Linked DNA regions of Homo sapiens: region 2 is linked to region 1. A link is an interaction called in ENCODE POLR2A ChIA-PET data of the cell type or tissue named here. Cell type or tissue: Panc1. All regions are shown on one strand. Each heading gives the region's core, and the rest is flanking DNA. Links, peaks and the distances in the headings are about the cores only. Region 1 has its middle 72 kb from the start of DUSP6. Region 2 holds the start of LOC105369889 (a long non-coding RNA gene).

Region 1 (9,701 bases), core at 864-8,863:
TCCAGGTGTCCTAACTGATTTAGTATCAATAATAACAATAATCAACCATCAGATTAAAAGATTTGATGATATCCATTGAAACAAGAAAATCATTTTGTCTAATTTTGAACGAGCTGTTGCCCAGTGATTGACATGAATGTATTTCAGTTGGAAAGTATTGCCCAAATAATTGAAGAAGAAAAAAGTCACTGGAAAACAGGTAATAAGATTCACATCTTAGAGTATTTGGAAAAGGAAAGAATATGCAAAAGAAGCTAGCTTCTAAGTGGAAAAATATGAAATAACTAATGACATGTTACCTGTGACCCTGCAAGTGAACTGGATCCTCTTTAAGGGCAGCGGATGTTTCTTACACTTTTTGTAGCTCCAGCTCCTAAAGTAGTGCTTGGCAATAAAGGTCTAATTAATTAACACCTGAACAAATAGAGTTGAAATACTGGCTTTTTAAAAATAGGAAATGATAAAGTCATCTTTGAAATAAGCATAATAATTACCAACTTTTTTAAAGCACTTATTGCAAAGCCAAGCACTGCATTAAGACTGCACATGGATTATCACAATTTAGTCTTGTAAGGTCAGTCCTACTTTTATTCTCACTTTGCAGATTTGTTCACTGATTTAACAAATATTTATTAGAGAACTAATACTTTCCAGGCATTGTTCTGGGAGCTGTGGGCAGAGCAGTGAACAAAGGAGACTAAGTACCTGCTCTCACGGAGGTTGCTTCTAGTAAGGGAGACAAACAGTTAATAAGACAGTAAAACATTAGAATGTAATGTAATGTAATATAATATAGAATAATAATATAACATAATATAATAATATAATATGATAAATATAATATGAGTAACCCTCAGGGAAAGTGTTGGGCTATGATTGAGTCTGAAGAAAGTTCTCAACCAACCCCACAGGGAGCTCTCCAACTAGGATGGCCCTTCAGAGCTACCCAGATGGTTCCAGTCATGTGGACCTTTTTACCTCTGGAGTGACCAGACTTTGGATGCAGGCTGTGCTGGCAAGAGTACATGACCTTTCATGAGGTAGCTCTCTTCATCCAAAGGCAATTCCCAAAGAGGGCTAACAGACGAGGGCTGTCATTTGGCAACACTCCTAGCAGCTAGAGATAAGTCCTTCAGTCTTAACTATTGTGCTATGATTCATCATCAGTCTCTTGCCTACTAGAATGTAAGCTCCACGAGGGCAAATTTTTTCCCTGATGCATCTCAGGTGCCTAAAACAGAGTACCTGCACTTGACAAGCACTTCATAGGTGTCTGTTAAATTAAGGAATTAATGGCAATATATTATTCTATTATAGAACATACATCTAAACCAAAAGTTTCTAAAGGATGAGGTCACGATGGAATAGAATACGTTTTAATAATTTGTATTCATTATTGGCACAAAACTTTTCAAAATATGATTCTTTTTAAAGTCCTGCGTTAAAATTGTGATTAGTGATTTAAAAGTCTGTTTATAAGTTTAGTTTAATAGGCAATGTTAATGGCCATTGTAATGGGCTAAATTTTCTGCCCCCATCCCCCGCCCACAAATTTGCATGTTAACATTTTAATCCTCAGTAACTCAGAATGAAAACATATTTGGAAATAAGGTTTTAAGGAGTTAATTACGTTAAAATAAGGTCTTTAGAATGGGCCCTAATCCGATATGACTGGTTTCCTTATAAAGAGGAAATTTGGACACAGACATGCATGCACACAGAGGAAAGACCACATGAAGACAGAGGGTGACAGTGGCCATCTACAATCCAGGAAGAGAAGCCACAGAAGAAAAAATCATGCTGACAACATGATCTCAGACTTCCAGCCTCCAGAACTGTAAGGAAATAAATTTCTTTTGTTTAAACCACCCAGTCTGTGGCACCTTGTTATAGCAGCCCCAGCAAACACACAGAGCTATCATAGCTGAAAGAGGTAAGTACCAAAGCCACAGAATACTCAATATAAATAGAAACTTGGAGTGAGGACCCTCATTAACAATTGTGTGAATCCACATGCTCAATAATATTCTTGATCAATGAAAAAAAAGTTATGTTAATTCTTAATAGATCTGGCTCGCTCATTGCTTTTCTCTTGTCACATGGCAAAGTAAGCAAAAAGCCACCTCTACGATGGAATTGTACATTTGTTCTTACATTATTAGGTTTTTTAAATCTGCAGTTTCTCTGCAAGAGCCATTTTCTAGCTACTTGTCTATGTGGTGAGCATACATTTCGTTAAAACGAGATAGTGTAATCTGTAAAGCCACTTACTAAGCCCTACTTTGAAACTCTGAAAGCCAATAAAAAGGTGGAACTAATGGTCCCCTCCCTACCTCCACCTTGTGGAACTCCATTTCCCTCTCAGGCAAACTCCCACACTGTTCAAGATACAAGACAGTCTAAAATACAGACCTACAAAGAGTGCTGGGGTATGTCAGCACTAGGCCGTTCCATACGTGCTAGGAAGCTTAATCTCTTTCTTACATTTTCAGACAAAAATAAATAATATAATAGTTCTGGTATTTTCTCTCTAGACCCCAGATGATTGTCTGTAGCCAATCTCTGAGATGCATGAACCCCAATCTTGGAAACCAGTCTACTTGAATAAATAAGGAAAACAGCTGTTTCTTGAATTATTTCATAGACAAAAGCCATCTCTACCCTTGTTCTATTATGTGTAGAATTATCGAGGCCCTAAGTGATTTGCCACTCTTTGAAATGCCTCTTAAACAGTAAATGCCAGCCCTCACACTCCTTATTCAACGGCATTCACTGTCCTGCGGGTTGTACCACCTGATTGCCCAGAAGCATGCCCCTCTCTAGCAAGGACAAAATTGTGAAATCACTCAGCATTTCCGAAAGGAAATCTAGGGTCGAGTTTTATTCTTTGGTATTTGCATCTCTGAGTTAAACCCAGAGGATGCACAATTTAGAAGCGATATAATTGAATTTCCTTTCACCAGCCTGCCGGGGCTTGTTGTCTGTCACTCATCAAAGCCAATGTCTTTGTAAAAGGTTTTGAGAATCACATCTTAATGTCACTGAGCAGATAACATATTAACTGTTAATTGACACAGGAAAATGCCCCGGGGTTGTGTTCCTGTCTTTGTTGGGGGATGATAAGTGAGTTATTATTCATCAGTGCCATTTTTCTTATAGTTTTTAGTGAGGTTATAGTCTGAACTCCCCTTGCCCCCAAGCGTTGGTTTGGGTCATAGTGTCTCTGTTTGTACTAAGATTCGTTTGTTATTAAGTTATAATAGTATCTTTCAGAGTTTAAATGATTTTTAAACTGATTTTCCCTTGGGTAATGGTGCTTTGTTTTGTTTTAATCATACCAACAAAATTTCCTGGGAGGATATTATTTTTTTTCTCAGAATGTTTTTTAAATTTTAGATTCAGGAGGTACATTTGTAGGTTTATTACATAGATACGTTGTGTAATGCTGGGTATAGGCTTTTATTTAACCAATCACCCAAATAGTAAACGTAGTACCCAATAAGTAGTTTTCCAACCCTTTCCCCCTCCACTGTTTTTCGAGTCCCCAGTGTCTGTTTTCATTTTTATGCTCATGTGTACTGATTGTTTAGCTCCCTCTTACAAGTTAGAACGTGCGGTATTTGATTTTCTGTTCCTGCATTAATTCACTTAAAATAATGGCCTTCAGCTGCAACCATGATGCTGCAAAGGACATGATTTTATTCTTTTTTATTGCTGCATAGTACTCCATGGTGTATATATAGCACATTTTTAAAAATTCAGTTCACCAGTAATGGGAACCACAACAAAACAAAGATGTCCACTCTTATTCAACATAGTACTGGAAGTCCTAGCCAGAGCAATCTGGCAAGAGAAAGAGATGAAAGACATCCAAATAGGAAAAGAGAAAGTCAATTTATCCCTATTCTCTGGCAATATGATTCTATATCTAAAAAACCCTAAAGATTCCTCCAAAAGACTCCTAGTTGTCACAAACAATTTCAGCAAAGTTCCAGGATACAAAATCACTTTTTTCTTAGAATTAAAAAAGAATTAAGATAAAAAGTGTTTAGGTACTTAGGTCTAAATATTTGTATTTCTTCAAATTGTCTTCCATTCATTAAGGTCCTCATATTCATATATAATGTTAAGTAAAATGCACATACACCATTTTGTTTTTAGTTTTTTTCAACTCAATATCATTTTATGTAAGCATCAGTCAACTAAGAACTTGGGTGACTTTTAGTTTCCTATTTTTAAAATGGAAAGAATAACATCTACCACTTATGATTATTTTGTGGATTAAATTATGTTAACATTGATGAAATCACCCAACAAAATAAACTCAGTGAAATCTGAGTTTAATGTCAGTGTACTGATAGAGCCCACAACATTGTAATTTTTAAAAAGTAATTCCCACATTTTGAGACGGTTTATTTAGCTAGTTCATCATCAGTGTCTAAAAGGGAAATTGCTAAACACAATTAGTGCATTCATAAATTGTATTCCACATGCTTCTGAAAAGGATAAGTAACTAAAATTTGTCACTTCTCTTATTAATTTGTTGATTAAAAACACAAAAACATATTTATACAGTGCTTTGCCATTTGAAAATTTCTTCCATTCACCTATATGAATCTGTTATAAACTTCATAAGGTTGATAGATATTATTATCCACCCTTTATAGATGAGAAAATAATTGAGCTTCAGAAAAGTAAATAACTTGCTCACAGTTTGTGTTACATTTAAGTCTTCGCATTCCAAATGCAGCATTCTTTTCACCATAGCATACAACCTGGACACATTGCTCACAAGAAATAATTGAATTTTGGGGTTCTGTTTATTTTTGTGAGTTTAATAGGTTTTCAAAGACGCTATAACTTTTTTAATGTGTATTTTGTTATTTGCAAACAAAGCTGTATGATTTACCATATGTGAGCCTACTGAATTTTCTGTTATGTAAACTGTCTATTCACATCCTTTGAATAGACAGGAAGTAGAATCTTTCACCACATCCTCTTTAGCCTGCTTCTTTGCCCTTACAACAAACAAAATTCATTCCATCGTGCTCAGCTGACTGACAATAACACTTCAATGAAATAAGCTTGTTGGAAAAGGCCTTTTTCATAAAGGTAAGACATGCAACAAAAGTTATGAGAACCAATTCAACTAGAAACCTTTAGTGTACCCTGAATCCCACAGATAAATGACCCTCAGCGTTCAGCTCTTTGGAAAGCAGGATGTTTCTGTCTGTACATACGCAAAGTCCACCAACTTTAGTCCTATTTCTGACCATTTCAGCACTGTTCTGGATACCAAAACAGGGTTCCCATGTGTCTTTCAGAGAGGGAATTTCCTAGAACAGCAGCTGGCCTCCACTACCCCAGACTGCCCACACTCCCAGGGTTTGTCTAGAGCCCATCTGGCCTTTGAGTTGGGGGGGTCAGAGGGGGTTGGGCAGGGGTATAGTTCCCCAGGGCATTCATTCCATACAGTCTGTCTCAGCGAGGGACTTTTTATTGTTTGCTCCCAACCTGCAAGCCCTGCCAACTTCAGCATTAAAGCAGTTAGGCACAGTGATGTTTCCCAAAGGGAAAAGAAGGAAAAACTTTATCAAGAAAATTGCTCTCTTTTTAAACTCCTGACCTTATTAAACATTGGAGAGAACAAAAACTGCTGACAGTCTTAAATATGTTGAGTACAATAAGCCAAAATTAGTTCTCAGAGCTAAATCTTGGCTGTCTAACTTAAATGATTTAGTCACCATCTTTTGGAAAGGACAATATGAACAACAGAGTTTTCAATAGATCACTGAGACCCAAAAAGAAAGGCGGACTGGAGTGCAGTGGCGCGATCACGGCCCATTGCAGCCTCAACCTCCCAGGCTCAGGTCATCCTCCCACCTCAGCCTACCAGGTCACTGGGACTACAGGTGCACACCACCACACCTGGCTAATTTTTGTATTTTTTGTAGAGAAAAGGTTTCGCCTTGTTGCCCAGGCTGGTCTCAAACTCCTGGGCTCAAGTAACCCACCCTCTTGAGCCTTCCAAAGTGCTGGGATTACAGGTGTGAGCCACTGCACCCAACCCTAAATTATTTCTTAATTGATATTGGTTTACTGCCTTTTACCATGAGCTGATATGCATAATCTTATCTGGCTCTCATAAGAAATTGTCTGGGAAAATATGATTCCTCGCTATTTTTTTTTCCCATGGGGAGTTTTCTAGTTAAAAAACAGAAAACCTGTTAGATAAATTTTAAAAGAGCTGTAACACTTCTCCATTCTTTTAAATGAAAACAACAGAGGTTCAGAAAAAAAGTTAAGATGGTTTTCCTATGGTCACAAACTAGTGGCAGATCAAAGACTGGAAACCAGTCATATTGCTCTTATGTTGGTATTCTACTTCATCTTCTACCTACCAAAGGGAAAAATGTTAAATATATGTGTGAATATGTATCTTGCATCTATAAAACCTCCATCATAGTAGTAGATTATTCTGTATGAGTAGTTTTTTGTCACCTTAACACTTTATTAGCTTTTGCTATTCTCATTTGAATCTCTTTTTTAAATGTTTTGTTTCTCCAGGCCTATTAACACCATTTCAGAATGCTAATATCACCCAATGAAAAACACTCATGTTTTTTAATTAAACAGCTAATTTGATTATAAATCTAACAGCATAGTCGTGATTGATGAATATTATGGTTACATGAGGGTTTTACGTGGTTAATGCGCACTAAGCAAAACATACCCATCATTGCTAATTGAACTAAGCATTAATTATAAAAAATAAAATTTCAGGAATCATTTTTCCATTTAATTGTCATAGTTCTATTTTTAAACTTTTCCCTGTTTTACTTTAAGTGCAATTTTTTCAGTTGTCCTTTGTTGCTTTTTCCATCTCTATATGAAAATCTAAAGAAAATACAAAGGTAAGTATTTTCACCTTAGAAATTACAACAATTTTGTTCCATCCTCTAGCATTCACATTTTGCTCTTTCCTGTTTAAGTTGGATGACTTCTCACTTAGAGGAACTGAATGTATTCCACTGAGTTCTTTAGCTCACATTCTCCACCATGTGTGGTGAATTAAGTCCCAGCAGTATGGAGGAGTTTTCATTTAAACTACTGCACTTCCTGGGAAACAGTGGGGCTTACCTCTAGTTTCTAAACACTGTTAGAACTTGATGAGTACCATTTCTTCTCAATACTCTCAGCATAGAACGCATTCATGTTAGATACAACCCCATCTCTTTCTAATTTGGCAACGAATCACTCTCTTAAGAAACCGCACTGTTTTTATTAAAGATCTCAGTGATTTCTACCCATCATAGGATTGTCTTTATTTTCTGTAAATGCTTTCATGCAAATATGCACCCAGATTTTAAAGTGGGTGCATCATTCAGAAAAGCCTATATAAAATTACCTTTAGCAAAGTAAAATGGGAACACAAAACAGATGACTGGAAGACAATCATGAAAAAAATGATAAGATGGTGAAAAAATATTTTACACATATTTTAATGGAGATTTTGTTCTTGTTGGTAGTATAAAAAAAGTCAAAATCAATCTTCAAAATATAATAAGTAATACAATACTTTGTGGTTCTTTTTGAGAAATGTTCCTTAAATCTGATTATTGAAAAAGTATTTTTTCTTTAGGTTTTTAGACATCTATTAAAATGTGCCTGAGATAAACTAATGGTTGTTAGGTTACACATAAAGGAAGAACGTATGTAATTTATATTAGAGAAGGATACAAAATTTTTTACAATAAAAACTTCATTAAGGCCTGGCATGGTTGTTCATGCCTGCAATCCTAGCACTTTGGGAGGCCGAGGCAGGCAGATCACTTGAAGGCAGGAGTTCAAGACCAGCCTGGCCAACCTGGTGAAACCCCACCCTACTAAAAATACAAAATTAGCTGGGCATGGTGGCGCATGCCTATAGTCCCAGCTACTAGGGAGGCTGAGGTAGGAGAATCATTTGAACCCAGGAGGCAGAGGGGTTGCAGTGAGCTGAGATCACTCCATTGCACTCCAGCCTGGGCAACAAAGCGAGACTCCATCTCGAAAAAAAAAAAAAAAAAACTTCATTAATATGGATTTTCCTCTTTGACTATATGTAGCTATTCATCCGTGAGATATTAGCAGTTAACAATTTGCCAATAATTTTAAGTCATGCTACAGGGGATATGTATCCCTACTTAAAAATTCAAACCATGTTCAAAGCTTTGGATTTTTTAAATATTTATATTTATCTATATGTCATTGTATTTGTTACTTTTTTGCTTTTTATTTTTATACAGAAGAGTATTGCTCATCACAATTGAGCTTCTGTGAATTACAGCTGCTGCAACATAACCACCACATTTTGTTAACACTTTATCTTATATGTGTATGTTTTCAAGCAAAATTACTTTTCTGTTAAAATCATAAAATTTCAATAAATCTTCACCTTAAAGAGTTTCAGTTATAAAAGGTCTATTGTACTTGGTTTAAAATAGCAAGATATCAAAGAAGAATAAAGCCAAAATAGGAGAAAAGATTTCCTTGTTACATAATTCCAAAAAAAGCCAAGTATCTCAGCTCAATTATAATTGCATGCATTCCTAACACTTAGGTTAAAAATCATTTTAATAAAAAGGTCAAATTTGGACTGATTTTCCCAAGCAGTGACAGACCAATGATGGCTTTTACTCCATCATACATGACTGATACACACACACAGAAAAAAATGCATTCAATACAGCTGATCTGAAAAAGGTCTTTCCAGAATAAATGTTTGCAAGAAGCTAAAAGAATTGGGCTTCTTGAAAGGCCCTATTGCTCGCTATGGTCCAGCAACACTGGCCTTCCATTTATTCCTCAGACAGACCAACAGTCCCCCACACAGTCATGCACAAAATCTATTTTCTCTTTCTACCATGCTCTTGTCACCTCTTTCACTCAACCGGGGCCTTCTCTTTCTTCAAACTTACACATCATCTTGTCCAGAGGGCTTTCCACACCAACTAGTTAAAGCAGGTCCCCTGTTAGTCTCTCTCAAAACACTTTTTTTAGTAGTATTTGCCATAATGCATATATTCAGTATCACATAGAATTGAAGATGCCAGCAATTGTTAAACAAGCCACTATATGACACACCAAAAGAAAAAAGGGGGTGTCAATAAAGCTATAACACTCTTTCAATTTTAGGATGTATACTGATGTCAGAGACATTAAAATATAGGGGGAAAATATGTGCCTTAGAATCAATGGAACACTGTATAAGGATCTGTGTCCCCCCTTTGATCAAAAATGTCACACATGAGAACAGAGACTGTATCTATACTATTTCTTCTGCAGGCTTAACCACCACCAACACATTGTCTAGCATATAGCACATATTTATTGAATAAATAAATAAGTAGATGGAGAGATGGCCACGATGATATGATGATATTTTGTGGTGAAATAACATGTTGTATGAGAAGGTCTGATTCTCATTCACGCATTCATATTTATCACACTCAGAAAAGTAACCTTAATTTATTATAGTAAAAGACAGGAAATTAAAATTTCTGCAACCACACTTTACAACATGCAATTTTCGCTGGTTGCATAGTTCAACTCACTTGTAAACTTATAGAATCTGATCACCCCAATTAATTTTTATAATCACATCCTGCTTCATCTGTACAAAGGAAAGATTAAACTAGAGGATCTCTACTGTCCTTTTT
Region 2 (9,701 bases), core at 477-8,476, 150 kb after region 1:
TAGATCATTACTAATGAAAAATAATGGTGATGCTGTTAATACAGTCTACCATTTACTGAGTGCCTACTATGTGCCAAGCATTTTATTACACACTTTTTTTTGAGACAGGGTCTTAGTCTGTCACCCAGGCTGGAGTGTAATGGCTTGATCTTAGCTCCCTGCAACCTCTGCCTCGTGGGCTCAAGTGATCTTCCCACCTCGGTCTCCTGGGTAGCTGTGACCATAGGTGCGTGCCACCCTGCTCGGCTAATTAACTTGTTGTTGCTGTTGTTGTTGTTGTAGAAATGAGGTCTTAGCATTTTGGGAGGCCGAGCTGGGCGAATCGCTTGAGCCCAGGAGTTTTAGACGAGCCTAGGCAACATAGCGAGACACTGTCTCTAAATAATAAAGAATAAAAGAAGAAATGGGGTCTCACTATATTGCCCAGGTTGGTCTTGAACTCCTGGGCTCAAGCAATCCTTCTGCCTCGGCTGCCCAAAGTGCTGGGATTATAGGTGTGAGCCATTGTGCCCAGCCCTTCAGACACTTTTATACATTATCACAGTTCCAAATGCTAGAAGTTATTTATACATTTATTATTAACACCTTTAACACTGGTTAACTCCATCTGTCTACCATCTAAAACATAATTTCATTTAAATTTATTTCTAATTATAGTTCAGTAACGATAAACACCGTCCAACTTAGTTAGGTGATGTTAAGTCATCTGTAATTAAAGTAAATCAGAACACATTTATTTTACTTGCTGCTTGCCCACAGATTCACTGCTCCCCTTTTGCAAGTGTGTTGTGCCTGCTTCTAACCTTTTTAATATGTAAAATGAATCCATCCCCTAAAAATTAAAAATCATAGAGAAATTCAGTACAGCTTAAAGTGATTTATTTAGCTTTGAATCTGGTAAAAAGGAGGAGAAATAGGTCATGAAACTGAAAGAACAGGGAATGGAAGGATTCACTTCGGAGGGACCCTAATGAGAACTCAATGTTGAAAGGTAACAGTTGAGGTGAGGAAGTTATGGCAATATGGGAAACAAACCAACTACAACTAAATTTGACATGAAGGGAAGAGGGCAATGGCCTTTAAGGAAAAGAGATGTCTGATAAATATAGAGAAAGTCACGTCTAGTACAACATTACAAAATGAAAGTGAGTGATTTTTAATATGATTTTCATTGAGCAAATCATATGATGACTCCAAGTTCTCACATGGCTCTTTCTCACAATCTGTCAGATGCCTCCAAAGGCCCTGAGGTGATAACTACAGGATAAAAATATTCACTTAAATTAGTGGTTTTCAACACTGGCTGTAAAACAGAATCATATGTGGGTTCTTAAAAGACTGATGCTAGGGGCTTATCCCAGACCAATGGAAATGGACTCTCTGGAGGTGAAAACCAGGTATATGTACATTTTTTAGCTGCTCTAATGATTATAATGTACAGTCAGGGTTGAGAACCAGTTGGGTGATTTCTATGCAAAAGCTATTTCTATTTGAAATATTTTTCTGGACAAGCAATTGACATCTCTGTAGTTCATATTTTACCATCTTTTTATATAACTTGCTACTGTCCACTCTGACAAATATTAGTATTTAGTATTCTCATTCTACACATCAAAGAGGAAGAAGAGAAGACTTATTCAAAGGGAACAATGAATCAACAGAGTTGGAAGAGAAACCTTTGGTGTATGCATTTCAACATACCACTTCCCTTAAATTATGTCTGTACCTTGTAACCAAGAATTTTGGTATATTATTTAAGATGCATTGTATTTTTCTTTGCAAAGGTAAACTGGCCTCAAAAAAGTGGATAATATTCTAACATGGGAATGCAAAACCATCATGCCTGGAAGATCACTGCATCAAGGTAAGAGGCTTTGGGATAAGAGAAGTTAAATACTGGACAGTGAGAACATTTTCAAAGTAAAAAACTATAAACATTAGCAATATTTCATACTAACCAGAAATGGTTACTCCCAATACATTTTTCTTATGGCTCTAAATATTTTCTTACAAATGGCTTAAGCTGTGTGAGTGTGTGTGTGTGTGCACGTGTGCACACAAATGCATAGGCTCTGAGCTTATCTCTACAAGATCTTGTTTAGGGCATTGCCACCTTGAGTTTGCTTTGCTAGTATAGAGAAATCTCCCCTGCTCTGCTAGTTCTGCAACTTGCTGTATCCAGAATTGTTTTGTGTATTTTACCCCCAAGTGCAACTCATGCAACCTGTGTCATGCCCACCTGTGTCAAAACATTGAGTTGTTCCATAATATGCTCTAAAGCATCAGTCACAGCGAGAGGTATGCTCCTTTGACTTTCACAGGGGAGGTCACTCATGTCTTCTGTTTTCTTTTTCGTGGTTGTTGGCAAACATTCTGGTGACATTAAGGAAGGGTTCAAGAAATATCCACAGGCCTCTTCACCCTTGTCTGGCAGAGTCCTACCACTGGTTTCTGTTGTCTTTAATGTCACAGAAAATGTAGGAAGAGTTATATTTTCCAAACTTTAAAATGATATATATAAAAGTTTAAAATATTCCTCTTCTAAAAAGCCCAGGCTTACATTGAAGATTTATCCCCAACTATAATAAGTTATGGAAATTACTATAATTAAATAAGGAATTATTATAATTCTTATAATAAGGAAACAAAGCTAACAGTGAATAGAGACAATTTCCTTGACTTTCTTTTCAATGAAACACACTTTCCATACACTGATCTGAGGGATCTACCATTAAAAAGATTGTTAGATGCAGTTTAATTCTTAATTTAAAAACAATATTCACATCTATTAGGGTGACTATTATCAAAAAAATGAAAAATAACAAGTGTTGGTGAGAATGTGGAGAAACTGAAACACTTGTCCATTGCTAGTAGGAATGTAAAATGGTTCAGCTGCTTTGGAAAATAGTTTGGCTGTTAGTTACCCCCAAAATTAAACATAAAATTACCATATGATCCAGCAATTCTACTCCTACGTATACATCCAGGAGAACTCTGAAAGCAGGGACTCAACTGGATACTTGTACAGCAATGTTCATAGCAACATTATTCACAATAGCCAAAAGCTAGAAACAACGATAGATGAACGTATACACAAAATGTGGTATAAACATACAATGAAATATAATTCAGCCATAAAAAGGAATGGAATTCTGATACATGTTATAACATGGATACATCTTGAAAACATGCTAAGTAAAATGAGCCAGACACAAAAGGACAAAGACTATGTGACTGCACTTATATGAGGTGCCTAGAATAGGTAAATTCCTAGAGACAAAAAGTACAGTAGAGGTTACCAGGGGCTGGAGGTAGGGGTAATGGGGAGTTATTGCTCAATGAGTACAGAGTTTCTACTTGGAATGATGACAAAATTCTGGAAATAGATAGTGATGATGGTTATAAAACACTGAATACTGTGAATATACTTAATGCCAGTGAATTGTATACTTAAGAATGGTTAAAATGATAAATTTTACATTATGTATATGTTACCACAAGAGAAAAACAGAAAGTCCTCCATATGGCAATGAACAATCCAAAAATAAAATTAAGAAAATAATTCCATTTACAATGGAATAGCATAAAAAATATTTATGAAAAAAGTTAACAAAAGAAATGTAAGGCTGGGTGTGGTGGCTCAAGCCTGTAATCCCAGCACTTTGGGAGGCCAAGGTGGGCGGATCACCTGAGGCCAGGAGTTTGAGACCAGCCTGGCCAACATGGTGAAAGTCTCTACTAAAAATACAAAAATTAGCCAGGTGTGGTGGTACACGCCTGTAATCCCAGCTACTTGGGAGGCTGAGGCAAAAGAATCACTTGAACCTGGGAGACAGACGTTGCAGTGAGCCAAGATCACGCCACTTTACTCCAGCCTGGGTGACAGACCAAGGCCATGTTTCAAAAAAAAAAAAAAAGAAATGTAAGACTTGTGTACTGGAAACTATTATACAAACCATCATTGAAAGAAATAAAAGATCTAAACAAATAAACATCCCATATCCCAAATTTATGAATCAAAAACCTTAATATTATTAAGATGGCAATACTCCCCACATTGATATGCAGATTCAGTGCAAACCCTATCAAAATCCCATTTGTCTTTTTTGCAGAGGTTGATAAGCTGATCCTAAAACTCATATGGAAATGCAAGAAACCCATAACAGCTAAAATAATATTGATGAAAAAAATGTGAAGGACTCATACTTCCAAATTTCCAAACTTATTGTAAAACTATAGTAATTAAGACAGTGTGGCACTGACATAAGAATAGACATATAAATCAAAGAAACAAAACTGAGAGTGCAGAAATAAACCCTTCCATTTATGGTCAGTTGATTTTTGACAAGGTTGCCAAGACAATTTAATCTGGAAAGAATTATCTTTTTAACAAATGGCGTGAGGAAAACCCAATATCCACATTCAAAACAATGAATTTGGGTCTCTACCTCACACCATCTACAAAATTAACTCAAAATGGATCATAAAGGGCAGGGCATAGTGGTTCATGCCTGTAATCCCAAAGTGTTAAGAGACGAAAATGGGAGGATTGCTTGAGGCCAAGAGTTTGAGATCAGCCTGGGCAACATAAGGAGACCCCATCTCTACAAAAAATAAAAAAATAAAAAACTTAGACAGGCATGCTAGTGTGTGCCTGTAGTTCTAGCTACTCAGGAGGCTGAGGCTGGAGAATGGCTTGAGCCCAAGAGTTTGAGGCTGCAGTGAGCTATGATGGCACCACTGCACTCCAGCCTGGGCTACAGAGTGAGAAACTCTGTCTCTTAAAAACAAAACAAAACAAAACAAAACCACATCCTCAAAACGATCCTATTAGTATCACTTCGAGTTACTCAACTCCTTATGACAGAGAAAAGCTAAAACTGTACTGAAAACGTCCAGAAGAAAGGCTCCTAACAATCACAGATTCTGAAAGATCAAGTTAACATAAAGGATTTTTAATGCTATTCAGTCATACTTAGAAGCATCTATGGACCAACCACCTATTCATGCTCTGAGCTAAAGGAACTAGGAAGACAACATACAGCACTTATCTACATGGGTCTGCAGCTACTGAGCTGACAGCAAGGACTAAAATGGGAGCACTGTAGAGGTGAGTATGGAAATACAAAGGATTCTCTAAGAAATCTTGACTCATGATCATAGTCTACATTCCTGATCCTAGACCTCATTCACTGGGAACAAAATATGGATGTCCATGCTCCACAACCATCCTCACCCCCAAACAAATAGTTCCTGCTCAAAGAACAGGCTTTAAAAAACAAACCAACAAACAAACAAAAAACATTGCTTCTGCTCTGCCTGCAATGGCTTTCTCTGCCATCCTAGCATGACTGCATCCTTCTTGACCTCCAAATTTCAGCTTAACTGTCCCATCTTCAGAAATGCAGTCCCTGCCCTGACTACCCTACTGAAGCTGGACCTTTCATTCTCCAGCATGGCATCCTGATGCTTTCCTCTGTAACTGACCAGAATTTGTATTTATGTATTTGCTGCTTGTCTATTGTCTGTCTCCCTCACTAGACTACTATGTTTACTCTTCTCATCACTGTATCCCTTGGATCATTTCTAGTACTTAGCAGAAGCTTGAATATTTTAGAAAATGTTAACCACTTGTATACAGATTTTTTTTTTTGAGATGGAGTCTCATTCTGTTGCCCAGGCTGGAGTGCAGTGGCGCAATCTCAGCTCACTGCAAGCTCTGCTTCCTGGGTTCACACCATTCTCCTGCCTCAGCCTCCCGAGTAGCTGGGACTACAGGTGCCCACCACCACCTCCAGCTACTTTTTTGTATTTTCAGTAGAGACGGGGTTTCACCATGTTAGCCAGGATGGTCTCGATCTCCTGACCTCGTGATCTGCCCGCCTCGGCCTCCCAAAGTGCTGGGATTACAGGAGTGAGCCACTGAGCCCGGCTGTATGCAGATTTTATTATTGCTCTCACAGGTGGAAACCAAATTATCTATAACCAAGACAGTTTTTTTGAAAAAATATGGATCACAACATATCTAAGTATGTACATACATGGCCACAAATATTATTAATCATATTGTAATAACAGCTTCAGACCTTCTTGGAAAAAGGCCCCAATCATTCATTGAACTCTGGAGGTTTGCAGTCAAGGTCGTTAGTATAGAAAGGACAATAGGAAAATTGGCAAAGATGATTTAAGACCATAGACAATCTAAGCAATAAAAGAGCTCCAATAGGTTTTCTTGTTTGGCACAAGCAAAAAATATATTATTATCATATGACATATGGAAATGAAAGAAAAAAGGGAAAAGCATATGTGCAGAGAGAAAAAAGGGTGCCAGCTCTCCATCCTACAACATTAGCCAACTGACATCTCTCTTTGTCTCTCAAAGGTATTGAAACCTAGGTATTAGCAGATAGCTTTCTACCAACTAACCCTGTCTTTACATCCTGTTTGTACAGGAGAAAAGTGAGATGCACAGCATGGGGGAGGTTCAATACATTCCATTCATAAGTATTTTTTAAAAAGGTACAAAGGGAAAAACATGGTGTTTAAGATTCCTGGCTGATAGAAGTCCAGCAAGTGAGTCTGTAGTACCTGCTTCTCTCAGCACATTGAGATACTCTCCTATTTCAAAGGTGCTAATATTCAGTTCTGAGTAAATACTTACTGAGCATCTATCTATACATACTATCATACAATGATAAATGTACGTATGGTATGATGCCCGCTCTCAAGGATTCCCTGTTGCGATGAGAGAATTCAGACCAGGCAGGGCCCAAATCCCCCACAATGCCTGGCTCATCTCTGGCACTGCTGAATGAGCAGGAAATAAACAAGCAGACAGAACATAAGCAAACACATGATTGCAAGACTGCAGAAAAAACAAATGCTTTGGTAGTTCATAAAAAGAAGAAATTATATCATGTTCTCATTTCCCACCTCTTACTTCTATTGCTAACATTGTGTGATACAGTGAAGCAATAGTAATACAATCATTGATTGATCCTACAAATAAGGACCTCCTATGGTAGGCATTAGAGCTATAGCAAAGAACAAGTCAGACATGGTATCTTCCTTCATGGAGCTTACAATACTCTGGGGAAGTACTTTATCAAAAAGGATGGCAGGGCAATCACTATTCTTAAGTTCTTCTTTGGATAACCCCATGGTTGCCATCTTGAAGATGGGAAATGCAGCCTCACCAAGGGCAAAGAATGAATCTAAGGGCTGAGAAATCCTTATCTATATAGGTCAAAAGGACTCACTTTTCACCTGAACAAATGAAATGGAGTAAAAGATACAGATCTGACTGATGCAAAGAACTACGAAAGTCCTGAGAACTGAATACAAAACATATCACATCCTGGGGACAAATGACTCTTAAAAGGTTCTTTAAATACCATGGTTAATTCTAATGCATACATCTTCATTTGTCACTTATTTTTGAGGATGAATTATTTTAATGCATCAATGAAAACTGAAAATTTTCGCATTGCCAAACACATTTTTATTAGAAAATTAACCATTCAACAACATAACCATGGTCCACACATCTAAACTATTATTATTTACATAATTAACAAAGGAATATTCAAGATACTGTGGTGCTCAACTACGTGCGAAAGTTCATACATTATATCTACTCCCCTTCCTCCTTTCCTCTTCTCTCCTTCTACCACCACCCTTTCCACCACCCACCCTCTGGGCTGGCGAGTCAGAATTAATCACTAGTGCCATTTCACTCCCACAAGACTTCGTGCCATCAGTAGAGGATTTCTCACTCCTTATTATATTTGTGTTTACATATCCGTATTCCCCATTAGATTATGAACCCCTCATGTGGGGTCAGTAACTTTATCATCTCAGGTGCTTGGCATAGCACATGAGACACAGACAAAGCTCCACATTGGTTGAACTGAATTTAATGGACTGTCCTGCATCAGCTGAGCCAATCACAAAAAATTAAATATTAGCAATTTGATAGTATTTGAAGAGAAATATTACCCCCCAAAGTTAAACTAATGCCATTTTCTATTAAAAATTACAATCTTAAATGCCTTCTCAGAGGTACAGTGAGGAAGCAATGTAAGCATATATTATCTAACTTCAAATCACTGGTAGATTTTTATCCCCTAAAGGCATACTTGATAGCTTCTGGCTGAATAACAGATGGATTTTTCTAACAAATGTGAGTGCAAAAGTAGGCATTTCACATGTAAAGATAATCAGTGACTTGAACTTTAGATATACATTCAATCAGTTGGTTAAAATAAGTTAGTTTTGGTTTACAACTAACATTTCTACTCTTGGTTTAATTCTGTAAGTAGAGAAGAAAACAGATAAAAGGCAGAAAATATCTAAGCCAAAGTGTTTCCCATTATTGAAGGTTCTAAAATAGACTTGGGAAGGTCATTTGTCAGAGATATTGTGAAAGATATACAAACATCAAATCAGGAAATTCAATTGAATGCCTTTTAAAGCCCTTTTTATTCCTGATGTTCTGAGATTTTTAAATCACTACACACACACACACACACACACGCACATGCACACACACACGTATGTATAAAACGTCTGCCTGAAATAGACTAGAATAACAACAAAAAAAGCCTTTTGCCTTGGACAAAAATAAAAGCAAATATTTTTCAAAGAAAGACTATATCATTTATTTTCAATGATAAAATTTAGAGTAGGGATTGGAAACTTCAATAATCTCTACATAAGATCTAAGATAATGAATATATGCCAATTGTTCAAGCAAAATTATTTTATTTAGCACCTATGTGCCAGGCAAAATTCCAGGTGCCAGAGATACAGGACTGTGTTCATTTCCTACTGCTGCTGTAACAAATTACCACAAACTTAGTGGTTTAAAACAACATAGATTTATTATCTTATAGTTTTGGAGATTGCAAGTCCAAAACAGGATTAACGGGGCTAAAAACAAGGTGTCAGTAAGCTGCATTCCTTCTGAAGGCTCTAGGAGAGAATCCATTCCTTGCCTTTCCAGCTTCTAGAGGCTGTCCACATTCCTTAGCCCATGGCTGCATCACTCCAATAACTGCTTTAATTGTTATATCTTCTCTAATTCTCATGAATCCCTCTTTCCGTATAAGGACCCTTGTGATTATATGGGGCCCGGTCAGATAATCCAGGATAACCTCCCCATCTCAAGAGCCTTAACTTGGCCGGGCATGGTGGCTCATGCCTGTAATCCTAGCACTTTGGGAGGTCGAGGTGGGCGGATTGCCTGAGCTCAAGAGTTTGAGACCAGCCTGGGCAACACGGTGAAACCCTGTCTCTACTAAAATACAAAAGAAATTAGCCAGGTGTTGCGGCATGCACCCGTAGTCCCAGCTACTCAGGAGGCTGAGGCAGGACAATCACTTGAACCTGGGAGGTGGAGGTTGCAGTGAGCCCAGATCGAGCCACTGTACTTCCAGCCTGGGCAACGAGACTCTGTTTCTTAAAAAAAAAAAAAAAAAAAAAAAAAAAAAAGCCTTAACTTAATCACATTGGCAAAGCCCTCTTTGCCATGTAAGGAAACATTTTCATAGATTCTGGGGATGAAGACATAAATATTTTTGAGAGGAATGGTTGTTCTGCCTACCTCAAGGAGTGAATAAAGAGGCCCTGCTATCATGGTTATACTCTAGTGGGTGAAGGAGAAAAGTAAATATGTAGATATGTGATGTAATGCTAGGTGA

What was found. Peaks named below come from ENCODE experiments on the same cell type or tissue, not always from the same donor. Only the 100,000 strongest peaks of a DNase experiment are listed, where the experiment ranks them.
Region 2: POLR2A ChIA-PET joins it to region 1 with 17 read pairs; 2 of 35 experiments call an interaction of 5 or more read pairs at or near these places.

What each region holds. Positions count from the first base shown.
Region 1 is chr12:89,276,028-89,285,728 of GRCh38, forward strand. It overlaps the pseudogene RNU7-120P. Among named protein-coding and RNA genes, the nearest start is that of DUSP6, 72 kb to the right of the region's middle. In Panc1, for the core only: no CTCF peak of the experiment used is centred there; no DNase peak of the experiment used is centred there.
Region 2 is chr12:89,422,922-89,432,622 of GRCh38, forward strand. All of the region lies in intron 9 of POC1B-DUSP6 (POC1B-DUSP6 readthrough), which reads right to left. It overlaps POC1B (POC1 centriolar protein B), which reads right to left. Exons shown (of 12, transcript NM_172240.3): 11 at 2,240-2,458. It overlaps LOC124902981 (a long non-coding RNA gene), which reads left to right. Exons shown (of 2, transcript XR_007063401.1): 2 at 1,785-1,865. LOC105369889 (a long non-coding RNA gene) reads left to right here and starts at 4,861. Exons shown (of 4, transcript NR_189732.1): 1 at 4,861-5,110. In Panc1, for the core only: no CTCF peak of the experiment used is centred there; no DNase peak of the experiment used is centred there.